Regions from separate parts of the Mus musculus genome. Here region 1 is linked to region 2. Evidence: chromatin loops called from intact Hi-C (ENCODE). Cell type or tissue: gastrocnemius. All regions are shown on one strand.

The links. A loop is a pair of places that touch in the nucleus more often than their neighbours do. Peaks named below come from ENCODE experiments on the same cell type or tissue, not always from the same donor. Only the 100,000 strongest peaks of a DNase experiment are listed, where the experiment ranks them.
Region 1: a loop joins it to region 2, with 2.3 times the contacts of the local background. A loop is called at or near these places in 9 of 42 quality-filtered maps.

The regions. Positions count from the first base shown.
Region 1 is chr6:120,421,520-120,424,019 of GRCm38, reverse strand. All of the region lies in intron 22 of Kdm5a (lysine (K)-specific demethylase 5A), which reads right to left. Among named protein-coding and RNA genes, the nearest start is that of Il17ra, 40 kb to the left of the region's middle. In gastrocnemius, no CTCF peak of the experiment used is centred here; no DNase peak of the experiment used is centred here.
Region 2 is chr6:120,489,530-120,492,029 of GRCm38, reverse strand. It overlaps Tmem121b (transmembrane protein 121B), which reads left to right. Exons shown (of 1, transcript NM_033567.2): 1 at 1-2,500. Among named protein-coding and RNA genes, the nearest start is that of Tmem121b, 3.2 kb to the left of the region's middle. In gastrocnemius, no CTCF peak of the experiment used is centred here; DNase peaks (open chromatin) are centred at 801 and 960.

The DNA of each region.
Region 1 (2,500 bases), 68 kb after region 2:
CAAGGACAGAAACTATGCCCTAGAAAAAGCAAGGAAGTAATCCTTCAACAAACCTAAAAGAAGACAGCAACAAGAACAGAATCCCAACTCTAACAACAAAAATAACAGGAAACAACGATTACTTTTCTTTAATCTCTTAATATCAATGGACTCAATTCTCCAATAAAAAGACATAGACTAACAGACTGGCTACACAAACAGGATCCAACATTTTGCTGCTTACAGGAAACCCACCTCAGGGAAAAAGACAGACCTACTACCTGAGAGTGAAAGGCTGGAAAACAATTTTCCAAGCAAATGGTCCGAAGAAACAAGCTGGAGTAGCCATTCTAATATCGAATAAAATTGATTTCCAACCCAAAGTTATCAAAAAAGACAAGGAGGGGCACTTCATACTCATCAAAGGTAAAATCTTCCAAGATGAACTCTCAATTCTGAATATCTATACTCCAAATGCAAGAGTAGCCACATTCATTAAAGAAACTTTAGTAAAGCTCAAAGCACATATTGCACCTCACACAACAATAGTGGGAGACTTCAACACCCACTCTCATCAATGGACAGATCCTGGAAACAGAAACTAAACAGAGACACATTGAAACTAACAGAAGTTATGAAAGAAATGGATTTAACAGATCTCTACAACCAAACCAGGAGCTGGTTCTTTGAGAAAAATCAACAAGATAGACAAACCCTTAGCCAGACTAACTATCAGGCACATGGAGAGTATCCTAATTAACAAAATCAGAAATGAAAAGGGAGACATAACAGAACACGAGGAAATCCAAAACATCATCAGATCCTACTACAAAAGGCTATACTCAACAAAACTGGAGAACCTGGATGAAATGGACAAATTTCTAGACAGATATCAAGCACCAAAGTTAAATCAGGATCAGATTAATGATCTAAACAGTCCCATATCCCCTAAAGAAATAGAAGTAGTCATTAATAGTCTCCCAACAAAAAAAAGCCCAGGACCAGATGGGTTTAGTGTAGAGTTCTTCAAAAAACATGTAATTCCAATTCTCCTCAAACTATTTCACAAAATAGAAACAGAAGGTACTCTACCCAATTCATTCTATGAAGCCACAATTACTCTGATACCAAAACCAAATAAAGACCCAACAAAAAAAGAGAACTTCAGACCAATTTCCCTCATGAATATCAATGCAAAAATACTCAATAAAATTCTCACTAACTTAATCTAAGAACACATCAAAACTATCATCCATTATGCTCAAGTAGGATTCATTCTAGGGATGTAGGGATGGTTTAATATATGGAAATCCATCAACGTAATCCACTATATAAGCAAACTCAAAGACAAAAACCACATGATCATCTCTTTAAGATGCTGAGAAAGCATTTGACAAAATCCAACACTCCTTCATGATAAAAGTCTTGGAAAGATCAGGAATTCAAGGCCCATACCTAAACATAATAAAAGCAATATACAGCAAACCAGTAGCCAACATCAAACTAAATGGAGAGAAACTTGAAGCAATCTGTACTGGCTGGTTTTGGGTGTCAACTTGACCCAGCTGGAGTTATCACAGAGAAAGTAGCTTCAGTTGAGGAAATGCCTCCATGAGATCCAGCTGTAAGGCATTTTCTCAATTAGTGATCAAGGAGGAAAGGCCCCTTGTGGGTCCAGGGGAGGCAAGCCAGTAAAGAACACCCCTCCATCTATGCATCAGCTCCTGCTTCCTGACCTGCTTGAGTTCCAGTCCTGACTTCCTTGGTGATGAACAGCAGTATGGAAGTGTAAGCCAAATAAACCCTTTCCTCCCCAATTTGCTTCTTGGTCATGATTGTTTGTGCAGGAATAGAAACCCTGACTAAGACACAATCCCACTAAAATCCAGGACTAGACAAGGCTGCCCACTTTCTCCCTACCTATTCAATATAGTACTTATAGAGGAGAAAGTGGGGAAAAGCCTTGAAGATATGGGCACAGGGGGAAAATTCCTGAACAGAACAACAATGGCTTGTGCTGTAAGATTGAGAATCGACAAATGGGACCTCATAAAATTGCAAAGTTTCTGTAAGGCAAAAGACACTGTCAATAAGACAAAAGGCCACCAAGAGATTGGGAAAGGATCTTTCTTTAGCAATCCTAAATCAGATAGGGGACAAATATCCAATATATATAAAGATGGACTCCAGAAAATCAAATAACCCTATTAAAAAATGGGGTACAGAGCTAAACAAAGAATTCTCACCTGAGGAATACGGAATGGCTGAGAAAGAAGCACCTGAAAAAATGTTCAACATCCTTAATCATCAGGGAAATGCAAATCAGAACAACCCTGAGATTCCACCTCACACCAGTCAGAATGGCTAAGATTAAAAATTCAGGTGACAGCAGATGCTGGTGAGGATGTGGAGAAAGAGGAACACTCCTCCATTGTTGGTGGGATTGCAAGGTGGTACAACCACTCTGGAAATCAGTCTAGTGGTTCCTCAGAAAACTGGACATAGTACGACAAGAAGATCC
Region 2 (2,500 bases):
GAAGGGCAGGGGCCCTGTTCTTGGCTTTAGGGTTTCCGCCCCCCCTTGGCTGTGTTTGGAGGTAAGTGTTGATAAGGCAGAAGGCCAGTGGATTCTTCTGCACCCCGTGGGTAGAGACTGCTTGGAGGGAGACCAGCAATATACCGTGAGGAAGAAGGGCCCATGTTCACCGCGGTCTTCTTCCCTGTCCTGACATACAAGGGATTGGATACACGTGCCACCGGCTTTTCTCGCCTTCATCCTGATTCCTATTCCTGTAGGGGAGAATGGAGGAAAGGGGTTCAGGCAGGGATAGTGAGCATTGGGGTGTGTGTGTGTGTGTAGTGTATTTTCTGGGTGTCAGTCCCATGCCCCTTGCAGTGGGAAGGAGATCTAGAGAGGCCTTGCTTCACAACACACCTACCACCATGCTTTCCTACCTGGACTGATGACCACCGTCCCCTCGATGGAGTTGTTGCTCGGTTGCTGTACTCCAAGGGAGAAGCTCGCCCAGGGTCTTCCTCCCTCCTGCCCCTCTCTGCTCAGCCTGGGGAGGAGCAGGTCTCTATGGAAGGACCAAACACCCACCCTTTCTTGGGTGAGCACGCACTCTACCTCTGTGCTTCGATTTCCAGTGCATCACACACTGATGCTGCTTGAAAAAAAAAATCAAACACTCAGAAGTTGCATTCAACAGGGCCACTGGATCCCCTTGGGATTCGGTGCCAGATATTACAGGGTCTGTGGAGTACCAGCCATTGGCTTGCTCTCCCTTTGTTCCTCCCTCTGCACCAGAATAATTATCCTTCCTGTGTTGGTGCCAGCCGGGTTGGAATTGGGTTCAGAGCAACTGCTTTAGCGTGTTCAAATGTATGTGAGGTCAGGCCTCTTAGGGACCCGGGCAGTAGCACCGGTGCCTTTAGAAAACTTGGCACAGAGCAGAGAGGGTGTGTGACCTTTCACCTCTCCTCTGCTTCAGATCTCTTCAGGGAGAAGGCACACTGCAGAGCCCTCCTGCCTAGCCTTCCCCAGCAGGGTTCCCTGGAGAGGCTGTCCTTAGGATTGTCCTTCAAGGGAAGTCAGGGTTGGCTCCTGCAGGCTTCATGAGGGATGTCATCCTTGGGGTCTTTAAGGCAGGATATGTATTCTGAGGGCAATCAAGGTTCAGAAGGCACAAGGAGCCAGGCTGGGGTATACTCACCCCAACAAGGAGCCAGGCTGGGGTATACTCACCCCAACAAGGAGCCAGGCTGGGGTATACTCACCCCAACAAGGAGCCAGGCTGGGGTATACTCTCCCCGACAATGGGGTTGGGGGCGGGAGGGTTCCTCTCCTTCTATTTTGGGAGTTTTATGTGGCGTAATGAACCTAGACAAGAGACCAGAAAAAAATGATCTGTAGTTCTGTCTGTTACCTGCTAGGTTTGAACACCGTACCATTTTACTGTTTAGGCCTCTGGGGTAGTGTTCTTTGAGTTGGGGCTTGAAGAGTCTGGTCATAACGCTGCCGTAAAGGTAGTCAGAGAGGAACTGTCCAGGTGGACTTGAGGAGGGCTCTGCTTCTGTACCATGTCTGGCCTTAGGCTGGGAGAACTGAGGGAGGTTTGCCAGCTAGGGTGGGGGACAGGCATCGCAGGGTCCTCTAAAGCCAAGCACAGGGGAAGGCCCAGAGTGCCAAGTCACTGACTAGTAACTTAGCAGCCAGGCCCATGTCCCTCATTCCCTTTGCCTCTGTTAGGACCTTCTGAGAACCAAGGGCTGTATGGGGCCCCTCTTATTCAGCTGCCCAGGGCTATGGGCTGAGGGTATCTATGTGGACAGAAGTGTGGACGGCTGAGCTGGAACACTCGTGGGCCTGCCCAGCTAATGTGGGCCGTGTGGAGGGTGTTTACAGTCTGCGCTCTATACTCCTGCTCTCTCGACTTCGGCCGACTAGCTGCTTTTCACAGTAAGCCTGCCTTTTCTCCTCAACCTGGCTGACTGTCCTTCTGACTGGACTCATGGTCCTGGGCCTAAGGCCCGGGCGGGGGCTGCAGCTGCTCCCAGTGCTCTGACTGTGTCCCCCAGCTTCGCTGTGTTTCTTGCTACCTAATTTCAATGACTGTGAAAAGAAATGATCTCTGAGCCATGGCCGGCTCTGGCTGGCCCCCAACCCACCCTCTTTCTACTGTTTGGATAGCTGTCCCTCTGCTGTGGAAATGCTGTCTGCTGCTGAGAGACTGCCACTGGATTTAGGACAGGAAGGCTGACATTTCCTTGGTACATCAAGAGACATGGTCACATGGCCACGTGTGAGTGAGGCCAGGGTTGCTGAGGGCCTAGTGAGGGCCCAGCACAGGTCCTGTACATCATCTACAAGTCTTCTGTGAGTGTCTGACTCAGGGCTGGTTCCTTCCTCTGGGCTATTTATTTTGGCTCTTTTCAGTCATTCCCCTGTTCCATTCACACATGACCTACTAGGAAGGCCTCTTTGTTTCATCTCTTGCTTTCTAGGGTATCTGTAGACAGGGATCAGACTTGAG